Regions from separate parts of the Homo sapiens genome. Here all the other regions are linked to region 4. A link is a loop called in an ENCODE intact Hi-C map of the cell type or tissue named here. Cell type or tissue: sigmoid colon. All regions are shown on one strand.

Region 1 (8,000 bases), 250 kb before region 4:
AAACAAGGACAAAAGGCCAAAGCCCTCAAGTCCCAGGCCTTACCCTTTAATACAGAAGACAAGACTTGCACCTAGGAAACAGTCTGTCAACAAGACACCTTGTTGAGACAGACTGTTCAGCATAGTACAGAAATTATAAAAGATTCAGGCAAAGGACTCATCAATATTTGCTTCTCCTGTGACACTGGGGTTTATCATACTTATCATGCTGATATGGTTTGGCTGTGTCCTCACCCAAATCTCATCTTGAATTGTAACTCCCACAATTCCCATATGTCATGGGAGGTGACTGAATTACAGGGGTGGGTCTTTCCTGTGCTGTTCTCGTGACAGTGAATAAGTCTCATGAGATCTGATGGTTTCAAAGAGGGGAGTTGGGCCAGATTCTGTGGCTCATGCTTATAATCCCAGCACTTTGGGAGGCCAAGGCGGGCAGATCGCCTGAGGTCAGGAGTTCGAAACCAACCTGGCCAACATGAGGAAACCCCGTCTCTACTAAAAATACAAAAATTAGCCAGGCACGGTGGCATGTGCCTGTAATCCCAGCTACTTGGGAGGCAGAGGGAGGGAGAATCGCTTGAACCTGGGAAGCTGAGGTTGCAGTGAGCCAAGATCACGCCATTGCACTCCAGCCTGGGAGACAGAGCGAGAATCCATCTCAAAAAATAAATAAATAAATAAATAAATAAATAGAAAATAAAATTAAGAGGGGAGTTTCCCTGCCCAAGCTCTCTTCTTTTGTCTACCGTCATGTGAGATGTGCCTTTCGCCTTCCGCCATGATTGTGAGGCTTCCCCAGCCACATGGAACTGTAAGTCCATTATAAACCTCTATTTGCCCAGTCTCGGGTATGTCTTTATCGGTAGCATGAAAACAGACTAATACAGTAAATAAGTACCAGTAGAGTGGGGTGCTGCTGAAAAGTTACCCAAAATGTGGAAGTGACTTTGGAACTGGGTAACAGGCAGAGGCTGGCACAGTTTGGAGGCCTCAGAAGAAGACAGGAAAATGTGGGAAAGCTTGGAACTTTCTAGAGACTTGTTGAATGGCTTTGACCAAAAGCCTGATAGTGATATAGACAATAAGGTCCAGGCTGAGGTAGTCTCAGATGGAGATGAGGAACTTGCTGGGAACTGGAGCAAAGGGGACTCTTTATACTTTCTTTCCAATCTCTCTCCACTTCCTCTTCCCTTCCAGCCCCCACCTCCTCAAAATGGGCACGGTTACCCCAAGGCCTCACATGGGGAAATTCGAACAAACTCTATCCCAGGTTGGCAGGGAGAGAAATCAAAATTTCTACAACATACGCTCCGTAGCCAGAGTGGAAGAGCTGCCCAGAGGCAGTGGTCCTGAAAACGCCACTCGGTGGAGCAGGCTGGCGCTAAAGCCCAACAGAGCCAGCTACGTCAGAGATGGAGCTCTCCCTCCCAGGAGCAGATGAGACTGAAGTTAAAGGAAGCAACAGTCAGAGTGACATTCTAGAATGTGTTTATACATGTATTTGAAACCTTTTAAAGGTTTAGAACTCTGAACATTTATAGAATGCAAAAAAAAAAAAGTTCCTGAGGAAAATTAGAAGTGTTATTTCAGTGAACACACAAATAATAAGGAAGCAAAACAGTCTTATTGCTGCTATGGAGAAAATCTGAGTGGTCTAGATAGAAGACCAAACCAGCCACAACATTCCCTTAAGCCAAAGCCTAATCCAGAGCAACGTCCTAACTCTCTTCAATTCAATGAAGGCTGAGAGAGGTGAGGAAGCTGCAGAAAAAAAGTGTGAAGCTAGCAGAGGTTGGTTTGTAAGGTTCAAGGAAAGAAACCATCTCCATAACACAGGAGTGCAAGATGGGGCAGCAAGTGCTGATGTAGAAGCTGCAGTAAGTTATCCAGGAGATCTAGCTAAGATACTTAATGAAGGTGGCGACCATAAACAACAAATTTTCAGTGTAGGTGAAACAGTCTTAAATTGGAAGAAGATGCCATCTAGGACTTTCACAGCTATAGAGGAGAAGTCAATGCCTGGCTTCAAAACTTCAAAGGACAGGCTGACTCTCTTGTGAGTGCCTCATGGAGCTGATGACTTGAAGCTGAAGCCAATGCTGGGTTACCATTTTTTAAATCCTAGGGCCCTTAAGAACTACGCTAAATTACTCTGCCTGTGCTCTACAAATGGAACACAAAGCCTGGATGACAGCAGATCTGTTTACAGTGTGGTTTGCTGACTATTTTAAGCCCACTGTTGAGACCTATTGCTCAGAAAAAAAGATTCCTTTCAAAACATTACCACGCAGCTGGGCATGGTGGCTCATACCTACAATGCCAGCACTTTGGGAGGCCAAGGTAGGAGGACCATTTGAGGCCAGGAGTTCAAGACTAGCTTGGGCAACATAGCAAGACCCCACCTCTAGAAAAGAAAATTCTTTTTAAAAGTAGCCGAGCATGGCGGTGCATGCCTGTAGTCCTAGCTACTCAGGAGGCTGAAGTGGGAGGATGGCTTGAGTCCAGGAGGTGAAGGCTGCAGTGAGCTGTGATCACACCACTGCACTCTAGTCTGGGCAAGAGAGCACAACCCTGTCTCAAAAACTATTTTTTTTAATTAAAAAAAGTTTAAAAACAAACTCAAAAAACAAACAAATATTACAGCTCATTAAAAAGCACCTGGTCACCCAAGCGCTCTGATGGAGATGTACAAAGAGATTAATGTTGTCTTCATGCCTGCCACAGCACATCCATTCTACAGCCCATGGATCAAGTAGTAATTTCAATTTTCAAGTCTTATTATTTAAGAAATACATTTACAAGGTTGTAGCTGCATAGACAGTGATCCCTTTGATGCATCTGGGCAAAGTAAACGGAAAACCTGATGGAAAGGATTTATCATTCTAGATGCCATTAAGAACATTAACGGGCTGGGTACCATGCACTTTGGGAGGGTGAGGAGGGAAAATCAGTGGAGCCCAGGAGTGTGAGACTAGCCTGGGCAACATAAATGAGATCCTATCTCTACAAAAAAATTAAAAAATTAGTGGGGTGTAGTGGCTCACACCTGTAGTCCCAGCTGCTCAGGACGCTGAGGTGGGAGGATTGCTTGAGCCTGGGAGGTTGAGGCTATGTTGCAGTAAGCTGTAATGGCACCACTGCACTCCAACTTGGGTGACAGAGTGAGACTCTGTCTCAAAAACAAACAAACAAAAATTCATGATTCACGGGAAGAGGTCAAAATATCAGTATTATCAGGAATTTAAAAGAAGTTGATTCCAACCCTCATGAATGGCTGAGGGATTCAAGACTTCAATGAAGGAAGTAACTGCAGATGTGGAAATAGCAGGAGAACTAGAATTAGAAGTGGAACCTGACGATGTGACTGAATTGTTGCAATCTCAAAAAACAGATAAGGAATTGCTTCTTACGGATGAGCAAAACAGTGGCTTCTTGAGATGGAATCTACTCCTGGTGAAGATGCTGTGAACACTGATGAAACGACAACAAAGGATTTAGAATAAATATTACATAAGCTTACATAAAAGCAGCGGCAGGGTTTGAGGATTGACTCCAGTTCTGAAAGATGTTCTATTGTGGCCAAAATGCTACCAAATAGCATCGCATGCTACAAAGAAATCTTTCATGAAAGGAAGAGTCAACTGATACAAAGTTCATCATTGTCTCACTTTAAGAAATTAGCACAGCCACCCCAATGTGGGCAGCAGGCCACCCAGGTGCCGAGGCAAGAGACCGAGGGCATGAGCTGTTCCGGTATAATAAAATATATAAAACAACAAGAGTTATCCTAGACCTAGATCATAAACATGATTATATATGAATACCATTCATCATTAGTTTGTAGCAATTATTCTTTATTCCAATATTATAATAATCCTTGCCCTACAATCATAACCTAGGAAAAGCCAGGCCATACAGAGATAGGAGCTGAAGGGACATGCTCAGAAGTGACCAGAAGACAATAGTGTGAGCCCTCTGTCATGCCCGGACAGGGCCACTAGAGGGCTCCTTGGTCTAGCGGTAATGCCAGCGTCTGGGAAGATGTCCGTTGCCAAGCGGACCGTGGTCTAGTGGTAGCGTCAGTGCCAAGGAAAAACACCCACTACTTAGCAGACTGGGAAAGGGAGTCTCCCTTTCCCCGGGGGAGTTTAGAGAAGCCTCTACTCCTCCACCTCTTGTGGAGGGCGTGACATCAGTCAGGCCCGCCTGCAGTTATCCGGAGGCCCAACCATCTCCCTGTGATGCTGTGCTTCAGTGGTCATGTTCCTAGCCTGCTTTCATGTTCCATCCTGTACACCTGGCTCTGCCTTTTAGATAGCAGTAGCAAAATTAGTGAAAGTACTAAAAGTCTCTGATATGCAGAAATAATGGCCTAAGCTGTCTTTCTCTCTCTCTCTCCCCACCTCGGCTGCCAAACAGGGAAGGGCCCCCTGTCCAGTGGACACGTGACCCATGTGACTTTACCTATCATGGGAGATGGCTCACACTCCTTACCCTGCCCCCCTTGTCTTGTATCCAATAAATATCAGCGCAGCCTGGCATTCGGGGCCGCTACCAGTCTCCACGTCTTGGTGGTAGTGGTCCCCCGGGCCCAGCTGTCTTTTATCTCTTTGTCTTGTGTCTTTATTTCTACAATCTCTCATCTCCGCACACAGGGAGAAAAACCCACCGACCCTGTGGGGCTGGACCCTACATCCCAACCTTCAGCAACCACCACCCTGATCAGTCAGCAGCCATCAACACCGAGGCAAGACCCTCCACCAGCAAAAAGATGACTTGCTGAAGACTCAAATGATTAGCATTTTTTAGCAATAAAGTATTTTCTAATTAAGGCATGTACTTTTTTTAGGCATGATGCTACTGCACACTTAATAGACTTCAGTATAGTGTAAACATAGCTTTTATATGCGCTGGGAAACCAACAACTTTGTGTGACTTGCTGTATTAACAATATTTGCTTTATTGTGGTGGTCTAGAACCAAATCCTCAGTTTCTCTGAGGTATGCCTGTAGTTCGTTACATTACTCTCTAACTTTTTTGAATGGCTGAAAGTCTCTGAGAGAGCCTGAGTAGATGCCTTAATATTTCCAGAAAACCAAGTTGCAAGTTCATCGGCTGAGGGCAAAGACATGGGAAAACTGGACAATTGAGGAAAAGCACTCTGAGATCCACTGAGGGTGGGGTGCAAACTGGGAGCGGGGCCCAGAGCAGACCTGGGGAAGGCAAGTTGCTATGAAAATTAAACAGGATATGTAAAGCTCTAGCTTCCTCTGAGCTGGTACGGGGGAAGACGGAGGCCAAGGCCAGGGCAACACTGAAGCATTCATTGTGGCAGGGAGTGTAGAGGTAGGAGGGTAGAGCGTGGGGCAGGGGATGGCAGGGAGCAAACCGGAGGAAGGAGAAGGCTAGGAAGGGCTGACAGCATCTGCAAAGGCAAAAGGGAACTAGAGGGTAGTTTTACATCCAGGAAGGAGAGAGAGAACTATTATACCATTCCTCGTTGCCCTCACCATGCCAAGCCGGGGGCTTCCCCACCAGTTACTGTGCGTATTAGGATATCACGTTTGCTTTGCTAAGGTTAAGTTATCTGAAGAATGTGGAAGACATCTTTTGGGGTCTCTGCCTCTCTTGCACTCTTCCTGCCCGGCCTACTGGTTTACAGGGAGGTGGGGTATGGTTAGTAAGCACGGTCCCACTTCTCTGGCCACAGCTAATGAGAGCAGAGGGGGAGACCTGACCTGAGCTGGGGCATGGTCCCTTCCTGAAGAATCTGAATCGGGACAAAGAGAGTCTAGCCTCAGACTGAGACAATCTCCTAACAGAAAATTAAACATTTGGAAGCCGTGCGAGGCCACCTTCCATCATGTGGGTGGCAGGGGAAGCTGGTCTGCATGGAGAGAAAGAAGCAGCGACACAGAGAGAGAAGCAACAATGGCACTGGAGAGAGAATACCCTGGCTCCTCATGGCTCCCAATTCTTGATTCTAGGCCCTATGAGGCTTTAGGCACCAACAGAGTATTACTTTCTTTTAAAATTTACTTTGGCTTGATATGGGTTTCTTCTTGCAACCAGAATTAATCCTCCCTAATACCAGGGGCAACCTGGGACAGTATCACAAAGACAAAATGATTTCTCTTTATTACTTTAAGCCTTCACCATCTGCTCTGCTAAAACAGTTCTCACACTCATTCATCTGCTTGCTTGCTTTCAAAAACATGTTGCCATTTTTTATGATCTCTTACCTCCTCTCTCCCTGTTCTCTCTGCCCTTGTGGGTTTATCACTTTTTATTCTTCTGCTACCACTTAATTAAAGTTTAAGGAGGAAGTGAAGATAAACACATCAATCTATAGCTTTTAATCAGTATTTTTTATTTTTATTTTTTGAGACAGAGTCTCACTCTGTCATCTAGGTTGGGGTGCAGTGGTGCGATCTCAGCTCACTGCAACCTCCGCCTTCTGGGTGCAAGCAATTCTCTAGCCTCAGCCTCCGGAGTGGCTGAGACTACAGGTGTGCACCACCACGCCTGCCTAATTTTTGTATTTTTAGTAGAGATGGGGTTTTGCCATGTTGGCCAGGCTGGTCTTGAACTCCAGGCCTCAAGTGATCTGCCTACCAAGGCCTCCCAAAGTGCTGGGATAACAGGCATGAGCCACTGCGCCCCGCCTTAATCAGTATTTAGGTGTCACTTGTCACCCCCCGACGGACTGCTCACTTAGCATCACTAACAGAATTCTGATCGCCAAGGGTTGTTTTGGTTCACACAAAGAAAGAAAAGTATAGGCGTTTTGGAGGCAACTGGGCAAGAGTGAGAATAAAGAGTAAAGGAAGAAGAATGAAGTTTAAATACCATGCAAATCCATGAGAACAGAGAATATGTAGAATATAAATAATTAAGTTGTAATTAGCCACAGCCAATCAAACCAGGCAAAGGGGAAAGCTTGGTGTAGCCTGAGGGTAAAAAAAAGGAGCTAGAGGTACAGAGTATCTTAGTTTTCTATAATAACCATCAGGTGGTACTGCTGACCCAAAACAGCTTTGTGGCTATTTGTGTAGCCAACGAGTGGGAAAAGAAAAGACAGCTATTAGCTGTAGGTGGTTACAACATGAGTCAGTCACAAGGCTGTATCTTGGAAAATGGCTTCAAGAATATACTGTAATAAAAAGTTGTTATTTGACAAGAATGAGACACTTGGAAAACCCACAGGATATTAGTTGATCCCAAACTCCAGCTATCATCAAGAGCACGTCAGACCTACCATCAAAACTTTTTTTTTTTTTTTTTTGAGACGGAGTCTCCCTCTGTTGCCTAGGCTAGAGTGCAGTGGCGCAATCTCGGCTCACTGCAAGCTCCGCCTCCCGGGTTTTTTAAGTGATTCTCCTGCCTCAGCCTCCTGACTAGCTGAGATTACAGGCGTGCGCCACCACGCCCAGTTAATTTTTGCATTTTTAATAGAGACGGGATTTCACCATGTTGGTTAGGCTGGTCTTGAACTCTTGACCTCATGATCCACCTGCCTCCACCTCCCAAAGTGCTGGGATTACAGGCGTGAGCCACCATGCCCGGCCCACAACTTCTAAGGATAAAGCCCAGGAATCCATTTTTAATGAATTTCCCTGTGGTTCTGATATACAATTAAGTTTGGAACCAACTGAACAAGCACATACTACAAAAGTAATTCTGCATCTTTTTTTTTTTAAAAATAGATTTTAACAGAGACAGGGGTCTCACTATGTTGTTCAGACTGGTTGTGAACTTCTGGCTTCAAGCAATCCTCCTGCCTTGGCCTCTCAAAGAGCTGGGATTACAAGTGTGAGCCATTATGCCAGGCTGGCCATGCTAAATACCCAAATACATTTGAGTAGTCAGGGACAGTGATATAGGGAGTAGCTAATGACATAAAGAATCTGTCCTCTAAATACCAACAATAATTCCTTGAGCTTAGTACTTTCTAAAGGCTTTCTGTTTGTTTTTTAAGGATGGAAATTTATTCTGTTATA
Region 2 (8,000 bases), 190 kb before region 4:
CTTCCTTTCTTCCTGAACCAGTAAGATTTTTCACTGCCCTAGTCATGAAATCAGCCATTTCTCTAAGAACTTTTGGTTTCTTTTTAGTGAAGAATGATACTTGGAAGTCAAGATGTAGATGCTAGGTGCACTCATTGCTATGGGTGTGTCGGTCTTGCAAGTCCTTTCAGTAGGACAAGGAAACAAGATATCAACTAGGAAAAATATGTCTGGACACACACACACACAATCATACGTATGATGTACATTCCGAAGTACTGTAGTGGAGTTGGCTCATATGGACTTGCAAAAGCTGCTTGTTAAATATTCAGGAACTTTGCGGGTGGCTGTGAAACTAGTATTATTTCATGCTGGGAGTATTTACACCGTGGAAATCAGCAAATGCTACAAATTAGTGTGTTTTGAAAAACCAAAAAGCCACTATACATATCATAAACACACACATCTACTCTTCTGTCTCTCTTTGTATATCATATATAATATTCACACACACACACACCCTATAGGCTCACACCTCTGACTCTAATTACAGGGTTTGTTCTAGTCTTTCCCCTTTTCATACTTATTGTCTCCAAGAGTAAGAAACCTGGCTCTCACTATTCTCAATATATTTTCTTATTTGCTCAATCTCCTGACCACATGGGCCATCTCCTTGGCCCCATTCTTACTGACCCTGACCTTGAGCTGCAGGCTTTGCCATGACCCTGCCATTCCTGACCATGAGAACCATTTATTTGGCTCTGAACCTAGTTGTCCTGACCTTGTAAGCTACTACCTCAGCCCCAGACCTGCCAGCCCAGATCACCAGAGTCTCCTTGGCCCAGGCTCCACCAGCCCTAAACTCACTTAAACAACTCTTGGCCCCAGCCCTACACATTTTCTTGTTTGTCTATTCTTCCAATTAAAAACGCCCACTTCGTCATTGTTTTTAACTGCCTGATGTTGAGTGGTCAATTTGATTTTTTCACATGGTTGGGTTAAAGACAGGGTTGCCAGATAAAATACAGGATGACCAGTTAAGTTGAATATGGGACATACATACTTATATTTAAAAATTATTTATTGTTTATGTAACTCCAAACTTAACTGGATGCCTTGTGGTTTTATTTGCTAAATCTGGCAATGCTAGTTAGAACTACAAATAAGTGGCCAGGCGCAGTGGCTCACGCCTGTAATCCCAACACTTTAGGAGGCTGAGGTGGGCAGATCACCTGAGGTCAGGAGTTCGAGGCCAGCCTGGCCAACAAGGTGAAATCCTGTCTCCACTAAAAATACAAAAATTAGCTGGGCGTGGTGGCAGGTGCCTGTAACCCCAGCTACTCGGGAGGCTGAGGCAGGAAGAACTGCTTGAACCCGGGAGGTAGAGGTTGCAGTGAGCTGAGATTGTGCCACTGCATTCCAGCCTGGGCAACAGAGCGAGATTCTGTCTCAAAAAAAAAAAAAAAAAAAAAAGAACTACAAGTAAGCATCCTTTAATCCTTCTAATCAGTCCCTGGGTCATCTGAAATACTATACTCAAGTCTGTAACCAAAGACCTCCCTGCACACAATGGGCTCCCAGTGCTTCCTGTACCAAGACCTATTACCTCATACCTCGACAGTCCCACTTTCTGTGCAATAACTTTTCCCCACCCCTGGCCTGCTCAAACTGTTTTTGCTCCCCTCCAAACAACAATCAGAGTTGTAGACAACACAGTTTAGTATACAACTAGAGCATTTGGTTTACTAATTAGCTCTTGTATTTTTATCTTGGAATACTCATAAAAGAGATAAGGCAGCCTCATCAATCCTCCAGGAAGCTTTCCCTTGCTAGATGCCAGTAGTCTCCACACCACAGCATTCTTTTCATTTCTTTCCCATTGTTCTTACCATCTTATATTGCAAACCATCTGTTTAATAGGTTTTGTTATGGACTCATCTACAGGGTAGAATGTTAAGTGTTTGTTTGTTTGTTTGTTTGTTTAAAGGAGGAAAACTCAGAGACAGTAAAGCTACCATACACAAAGCTAACAATACACATACCATATAAAAATTCTGCTTGTATGTAAGTAGAATGCCTCTGAATGGCTGTAGAATAAACTGTTTTCAGTGGTTGCTTTCAACCAAGAGACAGGGGTGGGAGGGAGACTGATTTTTACTATTATTTGTACAGATTTTTTCAAAACCAAATACATATTTTAATTATTCAAGAATATTTAATTTTTTAAGGAGAAATTATATGTTTATGTGTGTGTCTTCCTCATAAGACAGTTAGCTGCTGTTTGAGGTCAGGAACCAGTTCTATTTCAGTTTGTATTCCAAGAGCCCAGCTCTGTGTCCAGGTCAGAGTTATAATATGGGTTCTTACGCTCTTTCTCTGTCTCTCTTATCTTTCCCCACTGATTCATTTCCATTGCTATTGCAGATAGTAGTCAAGTTAAATTAAAATGTATTAAATGGGCCGGGCGCGGTGGCTCACACCTGTAATCCCAGCACTTTGGGAGGCCGAGGTGGGTGGATCACGAGGTCAGGTGATTGAGACCATCTTGGCCAACATGGTGAAACCCCGTCTCTACTAAAAATACAAAAATTAGCCGGGCATGGTGGTGTGCCAGCTACTCAAGTGACTAACGCAGGAGAATCACTTGAACCTGGGAGGTGGAGGTTGCAGTGAGCCGAGATCATGCCACTGCACTCCAGCCTGGGCGACAGAGCGAGACTCTGCCTCAAAAAAAAAAAAAAAAGATATAGAACATTTCTTTCACCCCCAAAAGATTCCATTTGCCCCTTATCCATCAATTTCTACCTCACTTCTACCTCTGGCCACTGGCAACCACATAATAATTACTTTACCATTTATGAATGGATTTTAAATAGATTTAACTATACACATTTAATTTATTAATAGGATAATTTTATTACAAAACGAAAAAAGCAAAAGACTGCCTACAAGAAAGTGCATATTTGATCACATTTTTGCTCCATTTTTTTCCTGACTCTTTATTATTAGAGAATAAATTTAGCATGTAGTGTAAGAAAGGAAAGTGGAGAGGCTGCCTTACCTTCAACAATAATAGCAGTTGTCATTTATTGAGCAATTGTTATGTATCAGGTACCATATTAGCATGTTACATGACTCTTTTCTCATTTGATCCTCACAACAACCCTGAAAGGCAGGTACTTATTATTAAGGATGCTCCATTTTACATGTGACTCTGAAATACCCCTGACCTCAGCTATGGTTAACACAAATGGACTTCACCTTTAGCAATATTCTAAATCTCCGAGCTCTGGATAACCCACCACATGCTTAAGTAGCAACAAAGGCAGGCTTTGCAAACCAAGTCCCCTCCTTGATTCTCAGAAATCATTAAAACTCCCACTGCCACTGCTGCTCGAGGACTGCTGACCTTGTCAATGTCTGAGCTGCCTTCTCCAAGACCTCTTAACTTTTTGTCTGTGTCCCAACTCCTGCAGGGCTGATCTGGAGTCAACTCCTGCAGGGCTGATCTGGGGCCAACCCCTGCAGGGCTGATTTGGGGCCAACTCCCACAGGGCTGATCTGGAGCCAACTCCCACAGGGCTGATCTGGAGCCCTCCTCTCCCTCAGGTGCGTCTGAGTAGCTCACAAAGATCCTCAAACATTCCTAGGGTTTGGAGTCTGTTGTCCCAGAAACAGAAGTCCTCTAGGGGGCAGTGTGAATCAACTCATTGGGCCAACCTAATAAAGTACCTCCGCGCGAGTTAAAATTCTATTACACTTAAAGATGAACCCTGTGGCTCAGAGAGGTTAACGAACTTGGTCAAATCACCAGCTAGTCAGCAGCAGGACTAGGATTCAATCTCAGCCTGTCTGCCTCCAGAATGACTTCTTTTCATTCTGTTGAGCTATCTTCCTAACCATTCATTAGCTTAGAGGGAAAAGGACACAGCCAGTAAACAGCAATTAAATAATTGCAGAGCAACTATTCTGTGCCAGGCACTAATCTATGAAGTGAACAAAAGAGAAAAGATGTCACTTGGGAGAAATGGTGTTCTTTGGGGAAAGCCAGGTCTAAGTTAAAGCAGAGAAGAGATCGAGAATATAGGATTTTGTTGATGACAGACCATGAGTTCTATGCACTATAACCCATTCAATCACTTATGCATTCAGCAAATATTCATGTTTTTTACATCCTTGCACTGTGCTAGGCACTGAAAAATAGAGTGGGGAGCAAATAGACATGAATACTGCAAGTTTACAGTCTAGTGGAGGATTAAACAAATAAATTAATATTTAAATGTATAATTACATATTTTGGTAAGTGCTATGAAGGAAAAAAAGAACAGGATGCTAGAAGAGAGAAAATTAAGGGCCTTACTTTAAGAGATCAACCCTGAAGATTGAGAAGAAGCTGGACAAGTGAAGAATGTTCCAGATAGAGGGAAGAACAAGTACAGAGGCCCTGAAGTGAGAAAAAGTTTAGGGTTTGCTGAAGGTTAATGTAACTGGGGGCCTCTGCCATGACTGGATGATATGCCCCGTTAATTGTATTTAGTACACATAGAAGGGAGTTTCCAAGAAAAGGTGACAAATTGAGCAGACACAAAGGCAGGAAAATTATATGTTGGGGGGTGGGGTAGCAACATGTATGGGGTGCTAACAAGAAATTCTGGTGCTTTTAGGAATAGCAGGTGATAAGGCCAGGTGGTAGAACCTAATAGGCAGGCTGAAGATTTCGATTCTATTTGAAGCAAGAAGGGACTGAACAATCTTAAACAATGGAGTCAAATTTAGGAAGATGAATCTCGGGGAGCAAGGGGATGAACTAGAAGCAGGAATGCCTGTTGGGAAGCCCTTGCAATCATTCAAGCAAGAGCAAAGTAGGGCATGTCTAACGGTAGTGGTACGATGAAGGAACTGCCCCTCCCTTAAATCCAACAAATATAAAATCTCCCAAAGGGCAGAGGAAAGAAGGATTCTCCAGGGAGACTTTGGCAGGAGGGGAAAGTCTGAAATAGCATCTGTGAGATTTTTGGATTCCCATCTCCTTTGGGGGTTCTCTACCTTTGGGCCCCTAACCCTTCATCAAAATGGGAGCAACAAAGCCTCCCAGAAGGGAATGCTGAGCCCCTGGGAAAGGAACAAAATGTTCCCAGGGTCCCAGGGAGGTGATGGCAGCAAGTCCAGCCATGGGAAATGATAATCAAAATCAGCTTCTGAAGCACATCCTCTCCCTCACCTGGAAGCCACTCTCACTCTTCAAATGCTTCTCATTTGAAGACCTTTAGAGGACATTATTTTGTGTTATCTATATACTCTCATTCCCCAGGCATGGAGAAGTAGAAATGGGTAAGAGAAAATATGGGAGAAAGTTTCCTGAGCACAAATTAATAGGACTTAGAATCTAACCTGATTAGATTTGGGGGGTAGAGAAAGAAAGGATAAAAAATAACCGTGGGAGAAGCTAGGGTGTTGGAACAATGGTGGTTTAAGATCTTCTCATTCCCTTTACACCAATTGTACCCTCCCTAAGCAAACTTCCGGTGTTAATTTTGCTTCCCAAGCTGACTTTTCTGTAGAGATACCATTATATTTCTTAAGGTAAATTAGTAATTTGGGCTCTTGTGCCTTAATCACAACCTAGGTGAAATGATAGAATCAAGTTATTGAATTTGCAAATCAGAAATCCTAGCCTAATCAATCAGCTCCTTTGATGATCCACAGTATGGGTCTGTCCTCTTGATCATTTTGTCACTCACAGGACAAAGTCGTGAAAATAGATGGCATCCATGGTCAGTAGGTGTGGAGGGACTACAGTAAAGGAAACTAAAGTTATCCTCTGAAGCTGAACCTTATAGGAGTAATACTAGTGACACTGAGTGCTTACTGTGCATCTGGCCTCATTCTCCGCTCTTTGGATAAATCTCATTAGGACCCACAACTATGAGAATTATGAGACACATGCTGTTACAATGTCCACCTTAAGATGAGGAACCCAAGGCTCAATGAAATTAAATGATCTAAAGGCACACAACGAATAAGCAGTCGGAGCTGGGATCCAAACCTGACAAACCTGACCCTAGAGCCCTCTGGGTTTTACCCATAATGAGAAAAATTTACCTTGACCATAGTAGTTGTCCACAATGTTCCATGAATCTAAACAGATGGATCTTAAAAATGTAACCACTCTAACTCATCGTTTGTGTCTTACTCATGATGTATTGAGAGATATCTAGGTTCACTCAAGCCGGTGGTTGGGTTGGGGGGTATGGGGGGGACCTGGGAGTATCCATAGAACTGGAATATGATAAAGAAAGTTGCAATTAAATTAACTGTATTATAACTTCTGAGGGAGAAAAGAATATAAAACCCAGGACTTGTTTTTTTTCATGATGTATTTTTAGCCTCTAGGACAGTACCTGAAACATGGTAGACTTTCAGTGAATATTTGTTGAGTAAATGAATGATGCCACTCAACACTGTCCTGCAATCTTCCTGCACATATCTAGAATGCATTCTTTTTTTCTCACTCTAAAACAACTCTAACAAAGTTTTTACTGTCTCCTCAAAGGCTCAACATTGCCTTTCTCTACCACCTCAGCTTTCTCTCACAAGTCATGGAGCAAAAAGAAGCACTCAGGCAATGACTCCCAAATCTCCCACTGCCAAATCTATACACCTACTTGCATCTGTACCCATACTCTCCAGATTCCCTCCTTTTGAAATAAAAATACATATCTAATTTCTATTGCAGATCAAACTTCTTGTATTCTGGATGCCATGCCCTCTTGCCTTCTCAAGGACTTTTCTCCTGCAATCCCCCCACCCTGTTTTCTACATTAAATTTTCTCCTATTTTCCTGTATCATTTCCATACACATGCAACCATGCTCTAGAATCTCCTGTTGACATGGTTTGGCTGTGTCCCCACCCAAATCTCATCTTGAATTGTAATTCCCACGCGTTGTGGGAGGTACCTGTGGGAGGTAACTGAATCATGGGGGCAGATCTTTCCTGTGCTGCTCTCATGATAGTGAGTAAGTCTCACAGGATCTGATGGTTTTATAAAGGGGTGCTCCCCTACACAAACTCTCTGCCTGCCACCATGTAAGACACGACTTTGTTTCTTTTTGGCCTTCTGCTGTGATTGTGAGGCTTCTCCAGCCGTGTGGAAGTATGAGTCAATTAAACCTCTTTCCTTTATGAATTACCCAGTCTCGGTTATGTCTTTATTACAGGCATGAGAACATACTAATAAACTTATCTTTAAGAATTCCTTCCAAAACCTCATATCCCCTTAATAGCACAGCCCCGGTTTTATTCTCCTCTTTCTCAGAAAAACTTCTGAAGAGGGTAATTGCCCTGCTCTTTTTACTTTCATATCTCACATTAATTCTTCAATCTTCTTCAGACAGGATTCCATACCAGAGATCTACAGAAACTTCTCTAGTTGAGGTTACCAACCAATACTCATGATGTCACATCAAATGGACATTTGTGTGTCCTCACCTTACCCAAACTCTTGTCAGCAGCCTACAAAGCTGACCATTCAGCTTCTTCCTGCCGCTTTCTTCTTTTGTCTTGAGGAATATCACACTCTTGGTTTTCCCTCTGTCTGTTCAGTGGGTTCTGAACATTCTTTGATGGCTGGATCCTACTCCTCTGACATCTTAGTGTTGGCAAGATCTTGGACCCTCCTCCTTCTTTCTGTTTTGAGGTTGCAGACCGTTGGCTCATCAGTCACACTGGACTCACAGGTGGGTATTATTTGGCCTGCAGTTTTCAAAATAGGAAATCGTGTTAAAAAACAAAATCAAATAAAAGAAAAACGACAACAACAAAACCAAAACTGAACTTCCAATTTATCTTGGAGAATTAGCAGACCTAGTAAAATGAGTTCTGTATTCTCATATGGCAATAATTTTCTGGAGCTGAGTACCTGCTTCTTGGGTCATTTCTTAATCAACTCATTCTTTCCAAACATCTTATACCCAGCCTGTGTCATTCATTTAGGTGAGCTGACAAAGGCTAGTAGGAATA
Region 3 (8,000 bases), 180 kb before region 4:
ATCCCAGCTACTCGGGAGGCTGAGGCAGAAGAATCGCTTGAACCCGAGAGGCAGAGGTTGCAGTGAGCTGAGATGGTGCCACTGCCCTCCAGCCTGGGCGACAGAGCAAGACTCTGTCTCAAAAAAAAAAAAAAAAAAATCTTTTCTTCTTCCCACAAAAAATAAAAAAGAAGAATCTTTTCTTCTTCCCATAAAATGATTAATGTAGCTATTGTGTGGACAATTGACTCCAGGAGGGCCAGAATAGAAATAGCTAGTCCCCTAAAAAGGTTACTCCTTAAGTTTAGATGGGAGATATTAATGAATAAAACTAGGGTGATATAGCTGGAGGAAGTGAAAAAAAAAAAAGGTCAGCTTGGGAATATATTTTCAGTCAAGGGCCTGAATTGGATATGGTGAAACCCTGTCTCTACTAAAAATACAAAAATTAGCCGGGTGTGGTGGCACATGCCTGTAATTCCAGCTACTTGGGAGGCTGAGGCAGAGGAAGGAGAATATATATATATATATGGACCCCCCCTTTCTCTATTACAGAGATAAGAAGACTATGTTAGCAGAGTATTTTTGTTTTTTTTTTTTTTGACATGGAGTTTCACTCTTGTTGCCCAGGCTGGAGTGCAATGGCGCGATCTCGGCTCACAGCAACCTCCGCCTCCCGGGTTCAAGCCATTCTCCTGCCTCAGCCTCCGGAGTAGCTGGGATTACAGGAATGCACCACCACACCAGGCTAATTTTTTGTACTTTTAGTAGAGATGGGGTTTCTCCATGTTGGTCAGGCTGGTCTTGAACTCCGGACCTCAGGTGATCCGCCCGCCTCGGCCTCCCAAAGTGCTGGGATTACAGGCATGAGCCACTGCGCCCAGCCGTTAGCAGAGTATTGAAATAATTTAGGTCACAGCATTTTGGGAACACTAATCCTGAGTGCTGGGAGTTCATATTAATAGAGATGAATAAAAACCTATCAGCTCGTATTGGTCAGATAGCTGGAGACAATGCAAGAAGCATTGCAGCTCACCAAAAATGTTTGACCTCCTTAGCCCAGGTAATACTAGATAACAGAATTGCCTTTGACTATGTATTGGCTGAAAAAGGAGGAGTCTGTGCAGTAGCACACATCACTTGTTGTATCTATGTTAATACCTCTAGAGAAGTGCAGACTCAATTTAAAAGAATAACTTGGTTGGGCGTGGTGGCTCACACCTGTAATCCTAGCACTTTGGGAGGCCAAGGTGAGCACATCACTTGAGGTCAGGAGTTTGAGACCAGCCTGGCCAACATGGTGAAACCCTATCTCTACTAAAACTACACAAATTAGCTGGGCATGGTGGTGGGCGCCGGTAATCCCAGCTGCTCAACAGGCTGAGGCAGGAGAATCACTTGAGCCTGGGAGGCGGAGGTTGTAGTGAGCCGAGATTGTACCACTGCACTCCAGCTTGGGCAACAGAGCAAGACTCCATCGAAAAAAAAAAAAAAAGCCAGGCACGGTGGTTGAAACCATGGGGCAGATGTTGCAGTGAGCCAAGATTGCGCTACTGCACTCCAGCCTGGGGGACAGAGTGAGACTCCATCTCAAAAATAAATAAATAAATAAAACTCAAAAGACTAATGGTTATAAGATGTTAGAAAATGGATTCTCTAGGCTGGCACAGTGGTTCACGCCGGTAATCCCAGCACTTTGGGAGGCCAAGGTAGGTGGATCACCTGAGGCCAGGAGTTCAAGACCAGTCTGGCCAAAGTGGCAAGACCCCATCTCTACTAAAAACGCAGAAATTAGCTGGTCGTGATGGCACACCCCTGTAGTCCCAGCTACTCAGGAGGCTGAGGCAGGAGAATCACTTGAACCCAGGAGGCGAAGGTTGCAGTGAGCCAAGATCATGCCACTGCACTCCCGCCTGGGTGACAGAGTAAGACTCTGTCTCAAAAAAAAAAAAAAAAAAAGAAAGAAAAGAAAAGAAAGAAAGAAAGAAAAGAAAATGGATTCTCTAAATGACTTGTTTAGTTGGTTACCCTCAGGGCTAAGTTCATTTTTTCGTTCTGGTCTTCAAGTAATTGTTATTATAATCATAAGTACAGTTTCCATTTTCCTAGTTATCAAATTACTCATGATTCGTGTTTCAGCTTGCTTGTGATCAATGACTAAAACTAGAATAATAATTGCTTAAAAAGTTGCCTTAATTGAAAATAAGTCACACAACCAGAATCAGACCACTAAGTTATACTTTCCTTCTGTTGTTCATAATTAGGCTTTGGCTTCTTTCGGCTTATGAATTAAACATTTCCCCTCTCTGTGGGGCATGACTCTCTAGGAATGAGACTTCCTAGTGATGTGAGATATAACTACTCTCTAACAAATGCTTCTTCCGTAATGCTTTCTTCAAAGATCTTGAAGAAAAGGGGAAAATGTGAAAGAAAAGGAATAGTCTGTCTATTTGGGGCTTCTAAAAGCTTAGGTTTTGTGGAAGATTGACTTTGGAGACCAAGTCACAGAGCATGACCTCTTAATCTTGACTTTTTATTATAGATTAATTTCCTTTCTTATTTTCTTGTACCTGACTCAGATGGTACCTGAGATACAAGACTCCTTGACTGAGTCTATATAAGTCTCCTTGACTGATTCTTGACTGAGATATAAGACTCCTTAGGCCGGGCGCGTGGCTCATGCCTGTAATGTTGGTCAGGCTGGTCTCGAGCTCCTGACCTCAAGTGATCCACCCACCTTGGCCTTGCAAAGGTCTGGGATTATAGGCATGAGCCACCAAGCTCCGCCTTTAGCTTTACTTTTTGATGTTAACATGTGAACTAGTTAGTATAAATTAGAAAAAAAACAACAGGATCATAAGCTTGAATATTCCATTCAAATTGTCTGGTAAAATGAGTAGGGTCCAGGTGAGAGTCAGGGAATTCTTTAACTATGCCTTTAGATTTCACCTTGGTTCATAAACCAAGGTAGGTTCTCCCCTACCAGACACCAGCTACTCACAAAATGGAGCCAGAACAATGGGAGTAGAAGTGGGAGGAGGAAGAAAAAGTAGTTGAGATAATGAAGGATAAAGAGAAGGAGGAGTTGAGGAGGAGAAATTTCAGCAGCTTTTTTATTTCAGAAATTGTTTCAGAGAATCTTTTGTTTTCTTTCTGTAAAGAAAGAACTTTATCAAAACCTCTTTTGGAAGCCTCTAAATGCCATTGAAAATAACTTTTCCAATTGCTCTGTTTTATTTTAGAGCCAGCTTATTCTAATTGAGCATATAAGTAAACTAGATTAGGCATTTCAAAGGCACACCATTTTGGCCATTATAATTTGGAGTCATTGTGAGTTATTCACGAGCAGTTTTCTAAATACTTACCTGAAAAGGCATCATGTCATATGTGTTAACTATAAATCCAGCTGGAGTTTCTAATAGTGGGTCTCTCTTAAGGAGGAAGGTTCAGTTTTAGATGCACAGTTGCCCATAGTGCATCAAAAGACTTAGGGAAAGTTGTTTTGAGATCAAGAAAGTTGTTTTGAGATCCCTAAGACCAAAAGACTTAGTGAAAGTTGTTTTGAGATCGAGTGTGCTGCTTGCGAAAATAGCTCCTCAAGGTGTCACTCTTGAGTCAGTTCTTCTCACATACAAATCTCAATGATACCAACAAACTTGGATGCTTAAGATACAGGGTAATCAATCCTTTATGTGTGCTCACCAGATTAAGCAAGGTTTCCTTTAAATTCTACTTAAGGGATTTCCTGTGAGACTGTTACTTATCAGGAGTGATTAACTCAGATACTCACACTAGACCTTAGTTGCTTAAGGTGACTTTTAGCTGGGAGAAACAGTGTCTATTATCTTCAGGACTTATTTCATCCTTATACAGAGTATTTCATAATTTTGGTCACTCAAGAAGCAAGCTTGAATTTGTCAATTGAACCAAGCCTCAGAACCTGGCTAGCTTTAAATATTATAACATTTTTGCTTAAACCACAAAGATTTACTTCCTCTTTTTAAAAATAAACTGTTTTTCACCTTATCAACATTTTGAATGAGAGAAAAAGTTGTAAAAACTCTAAGGAGTAATTCAAAACAAAAACCTTAACCTCACAGAAAAGTGAAAGTCACAATTTTTTTTTTTTTTGAGACATAGTCTTGCTCTGTCACCCAGGCTGGAATACAGTAGTGTGATCTCGGCTCACTGCAACCTCTGCCTCTTGGGTTTAAGTGATTCTCCTGCTTCAGCCTCCTGAGTAGCTGGCACTACAGGCATGTGCCACCACGCCCAGTTAATTTTTGTGTTTTTAGTAGAAACGGGGTTTCACCATGTTGGCCAGGCTGGTCTCGAACTCCCAACCTCAAGTGATCCACCCACCTCGGCCTCCCAAAGTGCTGAGATTACAGGTGTGAGCCACTGCACCCGACTGAAAGTCACAAATCTATGATCAGCAGAATCTCTACAGAATAACAAATGAAACTCCTATCTTGCAGCAGAGCTTTAATTCTTACTTCCTCCAGTTAGAAGTGTATAGCTGGAATAAAGTCTGAATCCTCATCAAAGCCAAGAGGACTACAACCTGAGAGGAGCCTTACCAGGGATCCCCATTAGTTCTTTTGAGGGTGGATGAACAAAAGTTGTTCATGCTGGTACCAAGATTTTGGCTGTTAGTGAAATGACAGGAATCACTGGAATGAAGGTTTGCCTTAGGTCCCTTCATGGTCGCCAAAATGTCAACCTTAATAATGAAATTCAGGCAACAGTATTAAATATTGAGTTTATTCGAGTGTAAATTTGAGGGTGGCCATCTGAGAGGATATAGACTCCAAAAAGATGGGGTCAGTGCTCTGAAATGGAGAGGTTTGAGGGTGCTTAAATAGGTAAAGTCTGGGGAAGCTTACCAGGATTTCAACATTTTGCATACAAGATTAATGCATAGATACAGCAATTTGATTGATTATATGCAGTGTTTCTTTTGGGGGAAGGGTATATTTCACATTTCACATTAAGGATGTAATAGTCAAGGGGTCTTTTTTTCTTGTTTGAGCCAAGTAAAAGAAAATAGGAAGGAAGTTAATCTATAACAAAAGGCCGCCACGCACAGTGGCTCACGCTTGTAATCCCAGGGCTTTGAAAGGCTGAGATGGACAGATCATTTGAGTCCAGGAGTTTGAGACCAGCAACCCCATCTCTATAAAAAATGCAAAAATTAGCTTGGTGTGGTGGCATGTGCCTGTAGTTCCAGCTACTTGAGGGGCTGAGGCAGAAGGATCTCTTGAACCAAGAAGTTGAGGTTGCAGTGAGCTGAGATCACTGCACTCCAGACTGGGTGACAAAGTAAGACCTTGTGTCAAAAAAAACAAAAACAAAAAAACAAAAATGCCAGTAAACAAGAGGTCATGCTTTGTGACTCAGTCTCCAAAGTCAACCTTGCTTAGGGCCTAACAACTTTTAGAAGCTCAAAATAGACTATTTTCTTTCACAATTTTAAATTAAAATTAAGTAAATAATGCTAGAATTGTAAATTTCATTTAAAAAACAATTCAGTCTTATTAAATATTTTTGTACAAATAGTTATTCCCAATGCTAATATTCATTGTCTATTTATGATTATGTAAATGTTCAGTCTTACTCTCTACTCATGTTACATCTAGACAGATACATGTATATATCAGTGTATACGCATATGTGTGTATGGAGACAATTAAAAAAAGGAACATCTGCCACTACCAAGAAACAATACATGGTTATGCAAGAAAATGCATTTATGCTATCTAAGAGGAAGAGTATGACAAGCTAATTTGTGTTTTCTCTTACCCAAGTGCTTCTGTAGCTCGAACACACTCTACGTAGCATTTCAAAAACAGTGTGCCTATTTCTCTTAAGTAGCACAACCCAAAACCTTCAAGACATTAGGATGCAGTTGTCTTTCATTTTTTTAATGGTGGTAAAATATGCATAAGGTAAAGCTTATCATTTTATCCATTTTTAAGTGTATAGTTCAGTGGCATTAAGTACATTCACATTGTTGTGCAAGCATCACCACCCTCCATCACCGTAACTTTTTCATCTTCCCAAACTGAAATTCTACATCCATTAAACAATAACTCTGCTGGCCTCTCTCTCCCCCAGCCCCTGGCAACCACCATTATTCTTTCTTACTCTATGAATTTGACTACTCTATATACCTCATATAAGTGGACTCATACAACATTTGTCTTTTTATGATGCTTGTTTCACTTAGCATAATCAACATTTATCCATGTTGTAGCACGTGTCAGAATTTCCTCCCTCCCCCTGTTTTTTCAGGAATGAATTTCTTTCCTTTTTAAGGTTGAATAACATTCCATTGCATGTCTATACCACATTCATTTATTTATTCATTCATTCATGGACATTTGGGTCATTTTTATCGTTTGGTTATTATGAATAACAGTGTTGTGAACACAAATGTACAAATATTTGTTCATGTCTCTGGTTTCAATTCTTTTGGTGCCTTTCAGCTTTGAGTATATGGAGCAAGAGACGTGATAAAGAGGTTCCCTAAAGCCTGAATAGTAGTGGTAAAGAAAGCAAATATTTATCCGGGTGTGGTGATGCACACCTGCAATCCCAGATACTCAGGAGACTGAGGCAGAAGAATCTCTTGAACCCAGGAGGCAGAAATTCTAGTGAGTTGAGATCACCCCACTGCACTCCAGTCTAGTGACAAAGGGGAAACTCCGTCAAAAAAAAAAAAAAAGAAGAAGAAGAAGAAAGAAGGAAAGAAAGAAAGAAACAAAGAAACAAAGGAAGAAAGAAAAGAATAGAAATGGAAAAAAGCTAGGCTTGTTGTTGCATTTCTGTAGTCTCAGCTACTCAAGAGACTGACGTGAGAGGCTTGCTTGAGTCCAGGAAGGCCAAGGCTGCAGTGAGCTGTGATCATACCACTGCATTTCAGCATGGGTGACAGAGTGAGACCCTGCCTCAAGAAAGCAAATATTTAAGATTGTACTTGTGCTGAGTGCTGGATTTCAAATGATAGGGGTGCCCATGTGTTCTTTAATATAGTTACTGTGTGTGTGTGTGTGTGTGTGCATGTGTGTGTGTGTAAGAAAGAGAGAGAGAGGTTTGTGTAGTCCTCTAAAGTGTGGGACCCAGGGCAGGGCCCTTGTTGCCTGGACTTAGGGTGGTATTGTCATAAGCACATACATGTATTAGAACTGGGTGAGTGTAGCAGTGAGTGTAGATAGAAAAGAAGTTGACAGACTATGCCTGGGACACTTAGAAATCACAAAGAAAAGAGAGAATAAAAGAAAAGAAATCAAGAAAAAAAACACCAGGAGAATGTGCAGACTTGGAATCCAAGTGAAATTAAATGTTGGGGAATTATCGACAATGCCAAATACTGCTAAGAGATTGACTAAACAAGGACTGATAATTCACCTTTGGACACACACAAAAGTAGAACTCACTGGTGGTGTTAAAATGAGCTGTTTCATTGACTGGTGGGGATAAAACCTGACTGAGAAGAGTTCAAGTAAGAATGAGAAGAGGGTAAGTAGAAACAGAAGGTCTGGCCAGCTCTTTAGAGAAGTTTTTCTATAAAAGGAAGCAAAGAAGTGGGATGGAAGCTAGATGAAGATGTGGTGGAGTCACTAGAGATTTATTTTTCTTTTTGCCTAACAGAGGTGGAACAGCTGATGGCCCCACATCTTCAGCTGAAGCTCCACAGTCACACATACAAGTGCCTATCTGGCATCTCCATTTAAATGTCTCATAGGAACTCACAGGAAAATCAAACTTAACCTGTTCCAAATAGAACTCTTGATTCTCCCTCACTCTATCCCCAGTCTGTTCTTTCCTAAGCCTTCCTTTTCTCAATAAACATCATTGCCCACCATTCAAACCAAAAGCCATGTAGCCATTCCAGATTATTTCAATTTCCTCAAAAACAGTGCATCAGCCTGTTAGTTCTACTTCCAAAATACATCTCTAACTTGATCATCTGGAGTACTACAATAGGTTCCCTGCTTTCATTCTCGCCTCTCACCACC
Region 4 (8,000 bases):
TTTGGTTATTTTCTCTGGATCTTTTGTTTCTGGGGTTTCTCCCTCAATTTTCAGTCACTGTAACAGCCTGAACTCTATCTTCTGATTTAATTGACAAATTAAGTTCTGAATTTCTGCTCGAATTCTAGCTTTCTGCGCTGTGGAAACTGAAGAATTTTCCCTGGTGGAAAATCCATATAAATGTGGATCATACCCAGTGTGGTTCCCTTATTTGAAACACGGAATCTCCTTCCAGCTTATGCCTGGTTTTCGTCACTTTACAGTGCCTTAATTCAGTTTTTATTTTTTATCATTGCCAAATATTTTTAGCAGAATTTATAGTTGTTATCTATGAGGGAGTTAGTCAGATACAATCTACTCTGCCATTACCAGAACTAGAACTCAGCCCAGTTTAAGAACTAACAAAATTTAGTGAGCACCTTCTTTGTACTAAATATGTACAACATTGGTCAAAATAGATACAGCCCCTAGCTTCACAGAGCTCACACTTAGGGTAGGGGTTCAGATAAGACAGAAGTGTGCTGACAGCTACATTAGAGGAAACTTGTGGGACTATCGGGACCTAAAGTGTAGTGATATCAGCTCTCTAAGAAACATTTTGGGCCAGGCGCGGTGGCTCACGCCTGTAATCCCAGCACTTTGGAAGGCTGAGTTGGGTGGATACCTGAGGTCAGGAGTTCAAGACCAGCCTGGCCAACATGGTGAAACCCCCGTCTCTACTAAAATTACATAAATTAGCTGGGCGTGATAGTGCACACCTGTAATCCTAGCTATTCAGGAGGCCGAGGCAGAGAATCGCTTGAACCTGGGAGGTTGCGGTGAGATGAGATTGCGCCATTGTACTCCAGCCTGAGCAACAAGAGCGAAACTCCGTCTCAAAAAACAAACAAACAAAACCACGTCTTGCTAGAGATCCTATTTGCAGCCTGTCTCAGAGATCCTTAGCTCAAATTTAAAACCTCCTTGATGAGTTTCAAGTGAAGGCTAAGTTTTAAAGGAAAAAATCTTAAGGTTTTTGTTGTTGTTTTGTGTCTTTTTTTTTTTTTTTTTTTTTTAAGAGATAAGGCCCCACTATGTTTCTCAGGCTGGTCTTGAACTCCTGGGTTCATGTGATTCTCCTGCCTTGGCCTCCCAAAATGTGAGGATTACAGGCGTGAGACAGTGTATCAGGCCCTTCTTGAGCTTTTCTTTCACTCCTCTCTTCTTCCTCTTCCTTCTTTTCTCTCTTTTCCCTTTCCTTTCTTCCTCTTTCCCTTTCTTCTTTCCAAAGTATTTACCGAACACTTTCTCTGTTATCTAGGCACTGTTCTGTTTAATATAGAAGGTGCAATTATCCTCAGCAAACTCCTGTTGATCCTTAAAGACACCACATCCAGAAAGTCTCTCCAGGATCAACAAGCTGGATTAACACAGAGAACATGAGTGAAAACTATTTTTATTTTTTTATCCTACAAATATTTGTTGAGGACGTTATGTGTCAGGCCTGTAGTGTGAGAAGATAATTAAATGATGTCATCATGAAGGCAGCAGCTAAGAACTACCATTTATTATTATTATTATTATTATTATTATTATTATTATTATTTTCATTATTTGGAACCAAATCTCACTCTGTTGCCCAGGCTGGAGGGCAATGGCACGATCTCAGCTCACTGCAACCTCGGTCTCCTGGGTTCAAGCGATTCTCTGCCTTAGCTTCCCAAGTAGCTGGGACTACAGGCCTGCACCACTACGCCTGGATAATTTTTGTATTTTTAGTAGAGATGGGGTTTCACCATGTTGGCCAGGCTGGTCTTGAACTCCTGATCTCAGGTGATCCACCCGCCTCGGCCTCCCAAAGTGTTGGGATTAGAAGCGTGAGCCACTGCGCCCGGCCGAGAACTACCACTTATTATTAATGGTGATCATTAATTTTTTTTTTTTGAGACGGTGTCTTGCTTTTGTTGCCCAGGCTGGAGTGCAATGGCACGATCTCGGCTCACTGCAACCTCTGCCTCCCGGGTTCAAGCGATTCTCCTGCCTCAGCCTCCCGAGTATCTGGGACTACAGCTGTGTGCCACCAAGCCCAGCTAATTTTTTGTATTTTTAGTAGTGATGGAGTTTCATCCTGTTAGCCAGGATGATCTGGATCCTCTGACCTCGTGATCTGCCTGCCTCGGCCTCCCAAAGTGCTGGGATTACAAGTGTGAACCTCACCCAGCCTATCTTCAGAACTTCTATCAGATTATTTTGAAGGTGTGTGAACATATTTTTATTTGTTTGTTAAACCTTGAAGGTGGATTGGATTTGAGAAATAGCTACTAGTTGTTCAAGACCAAGTTGGGTGAAAGATAATGGGTCAGAAATTATAATCTGGTAGTCCTCAATTTTCTTTGATTTGCTTATAATGTTTTTTGAGATGGAGTCTCACTCTGTTGCCCAGGCTGGAGTGCAGTGGTGTGATCTCGGCTCACTGCAACCTCTGCCTCCTGGGTTCAAGCAATTCTCCTGCCACAGCCTCCAGAGTAGCTGGAATTACAGGCACCCGCCACCATGCCTGGCTAATTTTTTTGTATTTTTCATAGAGACAGGGTTTCACCATGTTGGCCAGGCTGGTCTCGAACTCCTGAACTCAGGTGATCCTCCCGCCTCAGCCTCCCAAAGTTTTGGGATTACAGGCGTGAGCCACCACGCCCAGCAGTGACTGTTAATTTTGTGTACTGATTTTACGTGTCATCTTGACTGGACTAAGGGATATTAGCTGGTAGAACATTATTTCTGGGTGTGCCTTTGAGGGTGTTTCTGGAAGAGTTAACGTTTGAATCAGTAGACTGAGAGCAAAGAAGATCCACCTTCATCTATGTGAGTGGGCAGCATCCAGTCCATTGAGGGCTTGAATAAAAAGGCAGAGGAAGGGTGAATTCTCTCTGTCCTTGAGCTGGGACATCTATTTTCTCCTCCCCTTGGACATCGGAGCTCCTGGTTCTTGAACCGGTTTCCCTCCCCAACCCCACTCTCAGGCCTTCCACTGGGGACTAAATTACGCTACCGGCTTTCCTGGTTCTCAGCTTGCAGACAGTTTATCATTGGACTTCTTGGCCTTTGTAATCGCATGAGCCAACGCCCGTAATAAATTTCCTCTTACGTTATCTATATATATCCTATTGGTTCTGTTTCTCTGGAGAATCCTGACAAATACAACAATAATGCTTATCATTTAAATATTTATATTATCATAATTATTGTGTTTATAACAATATTTATTAAGCACTTGCTATATGACAGATATTGTATCAGTGTGGTACATGCATTTTGTCTTTAACTCCTCACAACCGCTCAACGAGGTAGGTCCCTTGATTATCCTCATTTTATTTATTTATTTATTTTTAATAGAGAAGAGGTCTCACTATGTTGTCCAGGCTGGTCTTGAACTCCTGGGCTCAAGCGATCCTCCCACCTTGGCCTCCCAAAGTGCTGGGATTACAGGCGTGAGCCACTGTGCTGGGCCTATCCTCATTTTATTTACAAGAAGACTGAAGCTTAGAGGTGTGAAGTGATTTCCCCAAGGACACACACCTGTTTTCCCACAGTTTCTAGCTCTGGATAGGTCTCAGTAACATACATTTTCCCCACTTTCCACTACAGCCACAGCATAGGGTTGTGCATTTTAGGATCTGCACAAAAAGGGAGGACAGAGGAGTGGGGCTGAGACCCAGCCTGGAGATGTTTGCCGCAATATTTTATTTTGCTGGTTCTAGCTTTCTTAGAGAACTCTTAGGATCTTCTGTTTGACTTGAGCCCTGGGCTGCTCCAGTTTACACTCCTCAGATCTCTAAATTTATTTATTTATTTATTTATTTTTTGAGACCAGCTCTGACTGTTGCCCAGGCTGGGGTGCAGTGGCGCCATCTCGACTCAGTGCAACCTCTGCCTCGTGGGTTCAAACCTCAGCTCCTGCCTCAGCCTCCTGAGCAGCTGGGATTATAGATGTGCACCACCACGCCCGGCTAATTTTTGTATTTTTAGTAGAGACGGGGTTTCACCCTGTTGGCCAGGCTGATCTCGAACTCCAGGCCTCATGTGATCCACCTGCCTCTGCCTCCCAAAGTGTTGGGATTACCGGCGTGAGCCACGACGCCCGGCCAAATCTCTAATTTCTAACCTTCCAATCTTCCAGTCGTTTCTTCCCACCTCCGATAGGAAGGAGAGGTGGGCTGCAGGGCAGGAAGAAAAGGCCCAGCTCCCTTCCCCACCAGTTGCTCCTTTAGACCGACTCCAGGTGAGCAGTAAATCAGGCTGGCTGGTGCTCTGGCGGCACCTAGTGGTCCTCTGCGGCAGCACACCATGATGACAGCTTGACAAGACGAATTAAAAGCCCCTTTCTCCAGGAGCTGCTAGCGAGATGAAACGGGCATAGAGGCAGATAAAGCACTGTGGGAACCCAGCGAGGGAGCAGTCGTGGTTTCTGGGGAGTTAGAACTTAGAATTTGGATTCAGCTAGACTTGGATCCTGGTTCTACCACATACTGACTGTGACCTTGGGCAAGTCATTTCATCTCTTTAAGCCTCAGTTTCCTCATTTGTGAGATGGGGAGAATAGTGTCTCTTGATGACCATGAAGTACTTAGCACAGTGCCCAGAACGCTTTGGATATTTGTTTTCGGCAGAAGGGAACTTCGTTTTGTTTGTTTGAGATGTAGTTTCGCTCTTTCGCCCAGGCTGGAGTGCAGTGTCGCAATGTCTGCTCACTGCAACCTCTGCCTTCCGGTTTCAAGCGATTCTTCTGCCTCAGCCTCCCAAGTAGCTGGGAATACAGGCGCCCGCCACCACACCCGGTTAATTGGCAGAAGGAACTTTGTAAGAAAGGCAGGGAGTGGGATGAATGTTCAGAAAACAGAGTAGGTGACAGATGATCCCCCTTCCCTGCTAGAGAAGAGCAAACACAGCTGGTCAGTCCCGTGGAGCAAGTTGGGGCAGGGGCTGAGTCTCTTAATTACAGCACAGTGAGACGACCTAGAACCCCTTCCTGGAAACAGCTGCCCATTCTGGGCTGAGCCAGAGTGCTAAACAGGTTTGCTCACCTGGCCTCTGGCTGCCCTCTTATGCCTGGCAGAAAATACCAACCATCAGCTTCCCACAGGTGCTTCTCTCTCCAGCTAGAACAGAGCAACTCCAAACTCCTCAGAATTGCCAATCCTGACCCTGGTTTCATCTGACCTCCCACTTGTTCCATCTGATTCCTTCCCAGTGCTGGTCCAACACTGATAAGCTTTAGTGTCCGCTTACATGAACTACACTCTCCTGGCTTTCCTCCTACCTCTCCAGCTGTTCTTTCTCAGGCCCCTTGCAGATTTCTTTTCTCTGCACACCCTTACTTAGCACTCTACAAGGTCCTGTCCTATCTTCTTATTCTTTATACTCTTCCTGGGCCATCTTATCCATCGGGTTGACTTTAACTGCTGCCTATATGTTTTCCTGAGTCTCAGACCTGCTTATCCAACTGCTTCTCAGATGTTCCACAGGCACCACCAAACTGACATGTCCCAAATGAAATTATCTTCTTGCCCACAAACCTGTTCCTCTTCCTGTGTGGCCTACACAGCCAGTGGTCCCACCCTCTGCCCTATTGCATAAGCCAAAACTATGGATGTCATCCTGGAGAAGAGACTTCCCTCTCTCCTCCCCGAGAAATATTATCGCCTTGTCCCAGTGACTATACCTCATAGGTGTTTAATCCATCCACCTCTCTCCATCCCCACTGCACCTACCTTATTCAGCATACCATCCTCTTTTGCTTGGGGGTATTGCAACTGCCTCTTATTTTAACTCCTTGCTTCCAGTTTTGCTCCATTGTTTTTCCTCTGTGTTCCTTTCTGGAGGCTCAAGGAGATAACTCATTGCCCAGCCTTTCCCACCTTCTAGAGGCTTCCCACATTTCTTGGTTTCCCCTTCCTCCATCTTCAAAACCAACAAAGTTACATCTTACTGACCATACTATAGTAAAATCTCCCTGTGCTTCTCTCTTCTGTCTTCCCCTTCCACTTTTTTTTTTTTTTTTGATGGAGTTTCACTCTTGTTGCCCAGGCTGAAGTACAATGGTGTGATCTCGCCTCACTGCAACCTCCGCCTCCCAGGTTCAAGTGATTCCCCTGCCTCAGCCTCCTGAGTAGCTGGGATTACAGGTGCTTGCCACCACGTCTGGATAATTTTGTATTTTTAGTAGAGACGGGGTTTCACCGTGTTGGCCAAGCTGGTCTTGAACTCCTGACCTCAAGTGATCTGCCTGCGTCAGCCTCCCAAAGTGCTGGGACTACAGGCATGAGCCACCACGCCCGGCCCCCTTTCCACTTTTAAGGACCTTGTGATTATATTGGGCCTATTAGGTAATGTAGGATAATCTCCCTGTCTCATAATCCTTAATTTAATCAATTCTTCAAAGTCCCTTTTTGCCATGTAATGTAACAGATTCACAGGTTCTGGAGGCATCTTTGGTAGATCATTATTCTGCCTACCACAGACCATTCTCTGGCCCCAGTATTCATACCTGTCTCACGAACAAAATGCATTCACCTTATTCCAAGGTCCCTAAAAATCTCAGCCCATTAAAGTATCAACTCAAAGTTCAAAGTCTCATTTAAATCTCATTAGCTCAAGAGTTTCAGATTTATCATGGATATTATCTAAATTAGGTTTTGGATGAGACTCAGCATAATCTATCCTGGGGCAAAGTTTCTCTCCACCTGTGGACGTGTGAAACTAGAAAATAAGCTTCTGCTTCCAAAATACGATACTGGGTCTAGCATAGGATAACACTAATAGACATTCCCATGTAAAAAGAGAGAAAGGAAGAAATAGAGGAGTCACTAGTCCCAAGCAATTTCAAAATTAAGTTAGACAAACTCCATTAGGTTTCAAAGCCTGGAAATAATACTTTGCAGCTCAAAGCTCTGCCCTCTGGGATCACAGCTCTGTCCTCTTAGTCATTCTTCCTTTTTCATGAAAGGTTCAGCACATGGCTGCAGCTGGGTGGTTTTATCAACTTGTTTCCTGCCTGTAGAATTTGGGGGATCTTATAGCCTTCTTTCATTTCATACCCTCTCTATCCTGTACAGTCCAAGCTCAAGTGTTTCTGCTGGTATAAAATTCTCAAGAACCCCGTGGATCTCTCATGTATGTCACTCCATTAGACAAAATGCTCCTTTGCAGATCTTCGCTTGATAAGCCCGTTTCTATTTCTGTCTTCTGTTGAGGTAGCTGAGGGGATATATGAGTCTCACACTTAATCTCTTCAAAAAACCTCTTATGTGACAGAATACTCTGAACTTTTTTTTTTTTTTGACAGTGTCTTGCTCTATTGCCCAGGCTGGAATTCAGTGGTGCAACCACAGTTCACTGCAGCCTTGACTCTCCAGGCTCAAACAATCCTCCCACCTCAGTCTCCCAAATAGCTGAGACTACAGGCAAGCACCACCTACCCAGCTAATTTTTGTTGTTGTTGTTGTTGTTGTTGTTGTTATCTGTAGAAATGAGGTCTCCCTATGTTTCCTCAAGCTGACCTTGAGCTCCTGGGCTCCAGCGATCCTCCCTTCTCAACCTCCTAAAGTGCTGGGATTACAGGCCTGATACTCTGACCTTTTGATCTTTCTGAGGTATTAGCAAAAGGTTGTCCAGCCACGTTCTTGGCTTTTTCTCTAAAGCACACTTTCCTGACAGTGAATTTCATCATTTTAACGTCTTTTGCATCTGAATAGGCTGAGAATTCCCCCAATCATCAAGTTCTGTTTCATTTTTTGTTAAACATTTCTCTCAAATTATCTGTTTCCTCTCACATTTTACTGTAAGCAGCAAGAAGAAACCAGACCACACCCTTCAACACTGCCTGGAAATCTCCTTAGCTAACTACCCAATTTCATTGTTTTTTTGTTGTTGTTGTTTTCTTTTTGAGACAGGGCCCCACTCTGTCACCCAGGTTGGAGTGCAGTGGCACGATCTCGGCTCACTGCAACCTCCACCTCTGGGGT

Evidence for each region. Peaks named below come from ENCODE experiments on the same cell type or tissue, not always from the same donor. Only the 100,000 strongest peaks of a DNase experiment are listed, where the experiment ranks them.
Region 1: a loop joins it to region 4, with 3 times the contacts of the local background. A loop is called at or near these places in 45 of 110 quality-filtered maps.
Region 2: it touches region 4 in a loop (5-fold over the local background); 100 of 110 quality-filtered maps call a loop at or near these places.
Region 3: a loop joins it to region 4, with 11 times the contacts of the local background. A loop is called at or near these places in 99 of 110 quality-filtered maps.

What each region holds. Positions count from the first base shown.
Region 1 is chr1:40,080,877-40,088,876 of GRCh38, forward strand. All of the region lies in intron 5 of PPT1 (palmitoyl-protein thioesterase 1), which reads right to left. Among named protein-coding and RNA genes, the nearest start is that of PPT1, 12 kb to the right of the region's middle. RefSeq lists an enhancer at 3,821-4,115. In sigmoid colon, a CTCF peak has its summit at 3,995 (motif pointing right); a DNase peak (open chromatin) is centred at 4,035.
Region 2 is chr1:40,140,519-40,148,518 of GRCh38, forward strand. It overlaps LOC105378671 (a long non-coding RNA gene), which reads right to left. Exons shown (of 3, transcript XR_947232.3): 3 at 7,183-7,733. Among named protein-coding and RNA genes, the nearest start is that of RLF, 17 kb to the right of the region's middle. RefSeq lists an enhancer at 3,460-3,559. In sigmoid colon, a CTCF peak has its summit at 3,677 (motif pointing right); a DNase peak (open chromatin) is centred at 3,663; H3K27me3 peaks cover 1,300 bases.
Region 3 is chr1:40,149,627-40,157,626 of GRCh38, forward strand. The region is part of intron 2 of LOC105378671 (a long non-coding RNA gene); the gene reads right to left. Among named protein-coding and RNA genes, the nearest start is that of RLF, 7.8 kb to the right of the region's middle. RefSeq lists an enhancer at 3,829-3,888 and a silencer at 4,089-4,228. In sigmoid colon, CTCF peaks have their summits at 3,539 and 3,739; no DNase peak of the experiment used is centred here.
Region 4 is chr1:40,334,591-40,342,590 of GRCh38, forward strand. No RefSeq gene overlaps it. Among named protein-coding and RNA genes, the nearest start is that of COL9A2, 21 kb to the left of the region's middle. In sigmoid colon, a CTCF peak has its summit at 4,318 (motif pointing left); a DNase peak (open chromatin) is centred at 4,301; H3K27ac peaks cover 1,714 bases.